Linked DNA regions of Homo sapiens: all the other regions are linked to region 4. A link is a loop called in an ENCODE intact Hi-C map of the cell type or tissue named here. Cell type or tissue: mammary epithelial cell. All regions are shown on one strand. Region 1 has its middle 40 kb from the start of SPSB4. Region 2 has its middle 19 kb from the start of SLC25A36. Region 3 has its middle 51 kb from the start of SPSB4. Region 4 has its middle 40 kb from the start of PXYLP1.

Region 1 (2,500 bases), 180 kb after region 4:
ATGAGTAGAAGTTGTGGCATGGGACTTCTGAGTAAGCTCCTTATAAGGGAACAGATAGTGGCGGGGCACCCTATTGCCTTCCTCCCATTCCTAGCTTCCTGCTTTAACTGTGGCCATGATGACTGGAGCTCCAATATCATCTTGGATCATGCAACAGCCTTGAAAATGGAAGCCTGGCATTAAGGATAAGGGAATAGGAACGGAGAAGGAGGCTGGGTCCCTGATGGATGACCATTAGAATTGACATGCCGGCCCCAAATGCCTATCTTTGTACTTCATTTCTGAGAAAGAGAAACAGACTTCTGTCATGTTTAAGCCTCTTACTTGGGTATTTTGTTCCAGGCAGATGAACCTAATTTAAATCGATATAAACCACAGCATCCAAATCAGACATGATGCAGAATTCTGGAACTTCAGTGATCTCCTAGTTCAGAAGGTTTCAGCCTTCCTGATCAAACTTCCCTTTGTATAACAAATATTTTGCAAGGCCTCCTTTATCATCTTGAAAAAAATGTACATGTAATATATCCCAATCAATATAATGTCCTAATTCCAATATAAAGGAGAAATAAAAGGAAAGTGATTTGTAATAATATGTAGTTTAATATATAGGTGCTCGGGCACAATTTCAGCAGCAGATACGATGAAGCAGTCAGATGCCAATACTTACAGGTAAACTCACTGTGAGCAAAGCAGCTTCAAATGCAGGCTGATAACCAGGGGGGTTATTTGTGACTCAGATACAGGAGTGGTAGTGTCACTGGTGTTGTGGCTGTCTGAAATGGCAAACAACTCTCGGCAAAGTTTCAATCAAACGAATTTTGCCTTGATTTACACAGTAGATGCATTTCTAGGAAACACTGTATATTGAAACCACCCAAAAATACTTCTGTTTATTTATAAAACAGAGTTCTAGGATCAAGTAGTTATGAGCAGGTGGTTCACTACGTCAGTTTCTGGTAGAATACTAAGAATTCATGTGAGGTTCATGACAGCTGTGTTGTATGGAGTTGTCCCACACTTTGCAGGGCTGCCAGCAACCCCCATCCACACCCACCAAGTGTCCTCCTCTCCTATCAGCCTGAAGGCGGAAAGCACCGCTCAAGCCTCCCGAGCGCCCCCTCGTGCACAGTCCTGTTCTTGCTGAGAATCGCTGGCACAGCGCATCTCTCTGAAATGCAGACGTCTCCTCTGCAGCTTCCAGAATGAGAGCAAAATCATCACAACGAGAGTGCCTTCTCTTTCATGCTCCTTCTGGATCTCAGGAACAACTCTAGGGGATGGGTATTATTGTCTCCATTTGCCAGATGAAGAAGCAGAAGACACTGGAAATTACTGATGCTGAAACAGTTGCACCCTGAGCACCTCAACAATTGAATTCTCAGTCTCTAAGAGAAGTAACAAAGAGTAAGGACATCTAACCATCTACACAACTGTCTCTGTTTCATATAGAAACACTTAGCTAACGCTGCAGATTTTTCTCATAAGACACTTGCCATGCCAATTAACTTGGGCTGGGGTAACGAATCCCTGGATAATATGAATTTATAATCTAACGATGTTTTGCTAGTATCATAAGAGTAAAGATGAAATGCCTCTGTGTCACTCTTCTGCTAACAACCACTCAGCCCAAAATGCAAGCTGGATAAGCAGGGACTCCCTTTAGGCACATGGTCCCACAGAACACACACGGCTGGTATTCAGCCGCAAGAAGGAATTTATTATGGGAGTTCCTAAGAGCAATGGCATGAGAGGAATCAATGTGAAAAATCTATATTTCTTCTACCAAAAATTGACCAATTTATTCTCACCTCCCAAATTATGGTTTGACTTTAGCTTTGCGGAACTTGAGGCAAGGTGAATTTACACTGTGATTTCTTTCCTTCATACAGATGAACACCTGACTTACTGACAAAGTTTCTCATATATATATATGAGAATATATATATATTCTTTCTTTTCTCAATGCTCATTTTTTTCTTTTTTTTTTTTTTGGAAGAGGAAAAGACTAAGGCTGGCAAAATTTTCTCTAAGCATACATCAGGCAGCTAAAGGGTTTAAATGAAAGTGCAATTGATTGCTTTCCTCCAGCTGGGGAGGGGATTGGGGTGGGGTGGCATGAAGGACCCTGTACTTACCAGCCTCCTACTGTGTACCAAACCTTCTCACAGGTGCTCATCAAATTTAATGGCCAAAGCAACCGTATTGGTCATTATAATTGCCATCTTACAGATGGGAAAAATAAGAGAAGATGACTTGCTCAAGTTCCCAAGCACGTGCTAGCCTCAGGATTTGAACCTAGATCTGTCTGAACTAGGAAACCGTAGTGATTTTATGATACCCTTTGGTAACCACTTGTTTGTATAACCTTGCCTTCCTCCACTGTTTCACACAGGACATGGTGTTCACTGCCCCACTGGGCATTTTTTTTTTTTTTGAGACAGGGTCTCATTCTGTCACTCAGGCTGGAGTGCAGGAGCGTGATCATAGCTCACTGTAC
Region 2 (2,500 bases), 270 kb after region 4:
TGGAGCTGCCATAACAAAAAGTACCACAGATCAGGTAGCTCCACCAACAGAAATTTGCTTACAGTTTTGGAGGCTAGAAGCCCAAGATGGACATTTTGGGAGGCTTGGTTTCTTCTAAGGTCTTGCTCCTTAGCTTGCAGATGGCTGCCTTCTCATTGGGACCCTGCCACATGGTTGTCTGTCAGTGTGTATCTGTGTTCCAGTCTCCTCTTCTTATAAGGACATCAGTCATGTTAGATTAGGGCGATTGTAGGTGTGGCTTAGAGTACTCATAGAGGAATACAGATTTTCTGCTAGATGGAGGGCCAAAGATAAGGGGGAGAGTAAGTGGGTGGGGATGAGGAAGAAAGTACATGGCACCTTCTGCTGTTTTAGTCAATCAAGAACAAACAAAAAGAGAAAATGCATGGCATCTTTTATAAAAATATAATTATCACTTTGGGAGGCCGAGGTGGGAGGTTCACAAGGTCAGGAGATCGAGACCATCCTGGCTAACACGGTGAAACCCCGTCTCTACTAAAAATACAACAGATTATCTGGGTGTGGTGGCATGTGCCTGTAATCCCAGCTACTTGGGAGGCTGAGGCAGAGAATCACTTGAACCCGGGAGGCGCAGGTTGCAGTGAGCCGAGATTGTGCCATTGCACTCCAGCCTGGGTGACAGAGTGAGACTCTGCCTCTCAAAAAAATAAAATAAAATAAAGTAAAATAATTATCAACCCAAATTCATCATTGCAGTATGAGGTGCTAATCTATGAACACTTTCCATGACTACAACAAGGCCACTGTAATGAGTCTTGGATGACTTGATTGGAATAGTAAGTGCCATTCAAGTCCCTATATGCCAGATACCTGCTTTATATGCAGCTTCATTTCATCCTCATGACAATCATGTGAGAGGGAATTGCCACCATCATCTTAGATATGAAGAAACAGAGACTCTAGTGAAAACAGTGGTGAGTATCAGAGCTGGAAATGCACCCTCCAACCTCCCAACCCCTCCCTGACATCCCTTAGTGCCCTTCTGTCCTCTGCGCTAGTCTCTCCCTCCACTGCTTACTGTGGGGCTCAGCGGAGGGCTGCTGGCTGCCCCATCTCACCTGAGCAGCTGAGCCTCTGTCTCAGATCTGCCTGCGGAGCAAGCTCATCAGTGGAGACCTGAGCCTGCAGGCCTTAATGATATAGAGTTGCTAAAAGGGAACATTTAATTGCATGTTTTATTAATTTATTCCTTATGAAATAATAATAATGAATTTTTGCTAACACAAAGTCTGGGCAGCAGTGAGTAACTTTGACATGTGGAATTCTTGAAAATACTAAAACTCCCCCAATTCAGGTTCCTGAGTAGTTATCTGTGGTGAGACAAAGAAGGGGATATTGATGAAACCCTCACTGATGATACTGAGGGTTTCATCAACATCCCCTTCTTTGTGTCTCCATAGATAACTACTCCACCTAGAGGACTCTCTGCTCAACTCCATCCTGATCTCTTAAGGAAAGCTGCAAACTTATCTTTTATGAAAAGGAAAATAAAACATTCAAAAGGAAGGAGAAGCCCAGGGTGGGGAGGGCAGCAGCTGGCAATGCAGAGGAAAGCAAAACAGTTCTGGAGGAGGTGAGGAATGGGACATGCAGAGGTCACGAAGCTGAAGACCTTTTCTTCCTGCCCAGACCACTGAGCTGGCCAAGAAGTAAGGAACCTGACTTCCTGAGAGGCCTGACTTTGAAGGGAAGGCAACCCTCTATCCCCAAGTGTTTTTCTGCTGTCCAGGAGGAATGTCAGCTCTGGACACCAAACAGAGGTGGTCATCACTTTTACTTGGTCCACAACACACATTGCCACCCTCTCTTCAGAAGGCCCTGAGGCCAGGAACACAGTTTTAAGAAGTGGAGAGACAATCAATAAAGAGGAGAGAATGGCCAGTATTCCAGGCAGGTATCCAGTGATTTGTGGAGATGATACAGAGGCCACAGCCTCTGCCTTTGGCATTCTCATCTTCACAGAAGCAAAAGGGCCCTTTTATCTAATGGGGGAAGGAATGTCTTTTTGTGGGAAGGCCTCTTTATAGGTACAGTTGGATTCCTGCCCTTAGGGAATGGTCAGTTTGAGAGAGTAGACAAGTTCAAGGAGCTCCCAGGCTAATGGCCTCTGTTCTCATGGAGTCCCCAATAAGTCCTTGGGGAAATCCCAGCCCAATGCAGTTACACAACAGTGGTTTATAATGTTAGGTATATATAGGTGCCCTCTATTTTAAGTAACCACAAAATACAGACTTTAAAAAGCATTCTGTTTTTTAGATCTAAGTACATATGAAAATTTAGCATGAAAGTGGCATTTCAAATCACTGGGGGAAGATAAATTATTCAATAAGTCATGTTGAGATAACTGAATTAGCATATCTATAAAAACCAAACAATACCTGGATTCCTAACCTCATTCTTTAGATCAAAATAATTTCCAGGTGGATCAAAGATTTAAATAAAAAAGTGAAGCCAAGTC
Region 3 (2,500 bases), 190 kb after region 4:
TTATGATATTGAATAAAAGTGATAAAAGCAGACGTTCTTGATTTGTTCTTGATTTTGAAGAAACTACTATAATATGTCACTTTAAGTATGATGTTTTCTATAGGTTTATTGAAGATATTTTCTATCTGGTTAAATAATTCCCCTTCCATTTCTAGTTTGCAAAGAGTTTTATCTCGAATGAATATAACATTTCACTAAATGCTTTTTCCACACCTGTGAGAATCATGTGGTTTTTCTTCACTAATCTGCTGATGTGAAAAATTTACACTGATAATTTTTTAAATGTTAACTAACCTTGTATTACTGGGATTAACCCAATTTAATTATAAATTTATTATATTTTTAAAAATGCCATCAATAAATTCCTTTTGCTTTGAGCCTATCAAGTTCATGAATGAGATTGGCCTGCAATTTTTCATACTGCCTTCTTGTTCCTGCTTTTGCAATCAAGATATAATAATCAAAAAATGATTAAAGAGTGTACCATTATTTTCTGTTTTCTGGAAAAATATACGTACATTTGCAATGATCTGTTCCATAAGTGGTTGATGAAACTTGATGGTTAAAATCTAGGATTTCTGGGTGTGCTATGAGAAAATTTTAAACCACAGATTAAATTTCTCTTCATAAGCCAGTACTAATTAATTTGGCAAGTGATTCTCATGAACTTGTTAATTTCATCTAAATTTAAAAAATGCTTAGTATAATATTTTGATAATCAACACAGTTAAGATGAGTTACATTTTTTTGAAACAGAAATAAAAAATCTAGTGGCTTCAGCTGGTTTCATTTTTGTTGTATAATGGTAAGATCAAAGGTTGGTTGTCTAGAGTGGTACCGTTGCTCCACATTGCTATCTGGGATGATTTCTTTGTCTTGCTGCTTAGTCATGTCCTGTGTGCTTGTGACTACCTTGTCACAGGTTGCTTGGCCTCAAGCATGATGACAGCATTCCAGGCAAGAGGGAGTAAAAAGGTAAAGGGAGTGAGATATGGTCCAAGTAGAGATAGACATCTAGCGCAAGGTTTCTATTTTATAGCTGAAACTGCAAAGGCAAATGCACTAAGTGGTAGAACATATCAAGCATTTGAAAAATCAGGGGAAACTAGTATATAGAGATATAAGCTCTATCACAGCTCTAGAAAAAAATTAACAAATGGCTGAGTGATTAGCAGGTCATTGAAAGCCAAGTGTGAAAGCCAGGGGGGCTTCTTTAGCAGCACACAAAGAAGGGCTCATCTCTGCAGTGGGAGGGCAAGGAGACTAAGGACCAAGCCTAGGATCTAATCATCAGAGCAGACCAGCTCCAAAGATTGAATTCCCAACCAAAGTAGGTCTGCTATGCCCAGGCCAGAGCTCTGATTGGGAAAGAATGGGGCACATGTGACAGAGTCATCTGAGTTGATGCTTCTGAAAATCTTAAATGCCTACTCTAGTGCTGACAAGTGGCACAATAACAAAGTCACCACAGTGGCAGAGATGAAGGCTCTGCCTGGGCCCAGCAGCATGGGCTTCCACCCGTAGAGGCTGATCGAGCTATTGCTGCCACCAAGTGGCCAACCTTCCAGCAACAGAGACCAATGCTAAGCCCCAGACATGACACCATTCCTTGAGGGGACCAGGCAGCCAGGAAGTGGGAAGTTGACTATATCTGTCCTTTTGCATTAAGGAAGGGCCAGAAATGTGTTTGGACAGAAATGGACACATATTTTACATATGGGTTTGCCTTTCCTGACAGCACCTCCATCTGAGAACTTACAGAAAATATGACCCATTTGCACATCACATCAGACCAGGGGGCCCACTTTCCAGGGAAGGAGGTATAGGAGCAGGCCTGTGATCACAAGATCTACTGGTTATATCACACTTACCACCCAAAAGCTTCTGACCTCATAGGCTTGCAATGGCCTGCTGAAGGCACAGCTGAAGTTCCAGTTCACAGGTGACACTGAATCAAGATGGGACACTATCCTCCAGGATGTTGTATACAAACTGAAAACTATTAGGTGGATCTGCATCCCCAAAAAGAGGAATGCATGCATCCAAAGGGGTGATTCCACCTATCACCTCTAGCTGGTGAGTTTCATCTTCTTGCAACTCTGGGCTCTGCAAACTTAGAGGTCTGGGTCCCCAAAGAGAGGAACACTTATGCCAAGAACCCACTTGAACCATAAGCTGCATCTGCCACCTAGGCATGTCAAGTTCTTCATGGCCAGCAGGCAAGAAGAGGGGTCTTCATTTTATCAAGGAGAATTGGCCCTCATCATTAGGAGAAACTTATGGTTTTCTGCTGCACAATGAGGGTAGGGAGGAATAAAGGGGAACCAGAAGATCCACTTGGATCCCTCCTGGTATTCGCTTTCCCAGTTTTGATGGTAGCTGGGCAAGTGCAGCAGATCTGTCCTGAGAAAGGTATGGTGACCAGACATTGAGACACTGCAGAGATGAGTGTCTGCATTGTGTCATCATTTGAACCACTAAGACCAGCATAAGCGTGACC
Region 4 (2,500 bases):
AGGCACTGTGGAAGTGGGGCCTGCAGACCATTAGTGCTTGGCCCCCTGGATTCAGCCTTTTTCCTAGGGGTATGTATAGGGGTCTAACCTGCTTTGTCAGAATTGCGGTTACTTTTGCTGGGAAGCCCGGAGCTGGAGTATCCAAAGCTCCTGGGTCTCCATGCACGCGTGCCTGAGCAGGTGCTCTGCTGAGACTCCACATAGCTTCGTGTGTCAGGCTGAAGGACCTGACTAAGTGGGTTCACAAGGGATATCCTGATTCAAGGGTTGCAAAGAACCGTGGGAGAAATGTGGTTTCCTGGGGTCGCCCACTCACCCACTGCTTCCCTGGGCAGGGGAGGTTCCCTTGGCTCTATGTTGCTCCTAGGTGGGCTGTCATCCTGCCTTGCTTTTCTCTATCCTCCCTGGTCGTGTTGTTTCCTTGATTAGTCGCAGTGCGAGTATCTGGAGGTTTCTGTTGAAGGTGCGTATTTATTCACCCTTTCCGTTCCTCTTCCTAAGAGCCACACACACTAGCTGCTTCTAGTCGGCCATCTTGGCCACTCCCCCTAGACTAGAGATCTTCAATGTCTTCTTGAATCTTTACCTGCAATCCTCAGCTGTGACCCAAGCCTTGAATTTTCCTAACAATCCCCTTTGTCTATCTCCCCCTGCCCTCTAAACTGACCTACCCTGTGGCCCAATCTATCAAGATACTTGACTCTGCTATGAAACTGGTAAGGCAGTTTGTAATAATTGGATGATGTACTGTTTATTTTTCATTTTATTGGGAGAGAAGTTACATTTTATGGAGCATCTACTTTGTGCTAGGTGTTTTAACTCAGTTATCTTATTCACCACAAAAACTCCGAGTGGGTGTATTACCCATTTTGCCAATAAGGGAAACTAATATGCAGGGAAGTTAAGTGATACGCCCAAGGTCACACAACCAGTGAACGATGGAGCAGGAGAGTGAGATCCAGCCAGTGCATTTTCAATCCTTTCCTTGGCGCATACGGTATTCCTCCTTTCCTTCTCTGCAAAGTGCTAACTAGCAGCAGTCACCAGAGGGCAATGCGGGGCGGCCATGAGCCTGGCTCTCCTGCAAGGCCTGTTGTTAAGAGACTGAGCCTGTGGTCCCCAAATCTACCACCAGGGGGCAGGCGGGGAAAAGAAATGACACATACTGCACGGAAGGAGTGGTGGAGCAGCAAACGGGGGCGGCCACAGCAGCTCACTGACAATGTGAGTTGTTCTAGATATTACAGGTTCCACAGTGTGTTACTGAAATCTTCCCTACATGTATTGAAGCACCATATACCAACCAGAATTTTAATCTTTTTCGTTGATTAACTTAAAAGCTTCAGTAGCATTATGCTTTGGTAAAAAGAACACAATCCAGTCTCTGCAACTTCCTGGCTTGGGCAACAAATAAACACCATTAATTACCTCCTGCATGCCAGGCACTTTACATGCTTTATCTCATTTAATCTTTACATCTTTGAGAGGTTCAGAGAAGTAAAGTGATCTGCCCAGATTTACACAGCAGAGCCAGGATTGGTGGGTCTGGCTTCAAGGTTGCTTATCCATCCATTCAAGCCTCAGTAGCCTCATCTGTCAAAGGGACATGATCATAACAATACGTATCCCAATGTTGCGATAGTTAGGCATCAAGCTAATGCACACATATCAAAGGGTGGAGTGCTAAACTGGGTGAAGTAAAAGATGCTACTTCTCTGAGGCCTGCCGCACAGTGAATTCAAAAGCAGATTCACAAGCATAGTCTACCTTTTGCAGCACCAGTAGTGTTATAAATTCTGGTGGTGCATGTTTTCATATCTAATTTACATGGAGGGAAACTGAGGCCCAGAAAGGGTAAGACATTTGGCTGAACTCTCTCAATGCCTGGTGTTCATTAGCTCTCATTGATTCACACACTTGACAAACATTTATTGAATGCCTACCATGTGTCAGGCTTGTGCCAGACACTGGAATCCAGGGATGACTCATATATTGTCTCCACCCCTTACAGTCTAGGGAAGGGATGATTGCTCCAATCAGGACTGAGCCCTCATTCTCTACTGCCTTCTGTGATGTTTCCTCATCCATTCATCCAATCATTGAGCCACCCACCAATTCACCCAACCATCCACTCACCCGCCCATCCATCCATCCATCCATCCATCCACTCATCCATCCATCCATCCATCCATCCATCCATCCATCCATCCATCCACTCATCCATCCATCCATCCATCCATCCATCCATCCATCCATCCATCAATCCATTCATCCATCCATCCATTTATCTACCCACCTATTCATCAACCCGCCCACCTACCTATCCATTCATACATCCATCCATCCATGTATCCATGCATCCATCCATCCACCTATGCACCCACTTATCTGTACATCCATCTAAGCAATTGATTAGACTTTGCTTCCTTTGGGTGAGGTCCCTCATTAGTGCCCCCACAGGCATTTGTGCTTCCCTCTATCACATTACTGATCACTCTTG

Evidence for each region. A loop is a pair of places that touch in the nucleus more often than their neighbours do. Peaks named below come from ENCODE experiments on the same cell type or tissue, not always from the same donor. Only the 100,000 strongest peaks of a DNase experiment are listed, where the experiment ranks them.
Region 1: a loop joins it to region 4, with 10 times the contacts of the local background. A loop is called at or near these places in 100 of 110 quality-filtered maps.
Region 2: a loop joins it to region 4, with 12 times the contacts of the local background. A loop is called at or near these places in 13 of 110 quality-filtered maps.
Region 3: a loop joins it to region 4, with 15 times the contacts of the local background. A loop is called at or near these places in 106 of 110 quality-filtered maps.

Annotation. Positions count from the first base shown.
Region 1 is chr3:141,010,314-141,012,813 of GRCh38, reverse strand. No RefSeq gene overlaps it. Among named protein-coding and RNA genes, the nearest start is that of SPSB4, 40 kb to the left of the region's middle. In mammary epithelial cell, a CTCF peak has its summit at 1,122 (motif pointing left); no DNase peak of the experiment used is centred here.
Region 2 is chr3:140,921,801-140,924,300 of GRCh38, reverse strand. No RefSeq gene overlaps it. Among named protein-coding and RNA genes, the nearest start is that of SLC25A36, 19 kb to the left of the region's middle. In mammary epithelial cell, a CTCF peak has its summit at 1,465; no DNase peak of the experiment used is centred here.
Region 3 is chr3:140,999,274-141,001,773 of GRCh38, reverse strand. No RefSeq gene overlaps it. Among named protein-coding and RNA genes, the nearest start is that of SPSB4, 51 kb to the left of the region's middle. RefSeq lists a silencer at 1,465-1,644. In mammary epithelial cell, a CTCF peak has its summit at 1,544 (motif pointing left); no DNase peak of the experiment used is centred here.
Region 4 is chr3:141,191,057-141,193,556 of GRCh38, reverse strand. No RefSeq gene overlaps it. Among named protein-coding and RNA genes, the nearest start is that of PXYLP1, 40 kb to the left of the region's middle. In mammary epithelial cell, a CTCF peak has its summit at 1,071 (motif pointing right); a DNase peak (open chromatin) is centred at 1,126.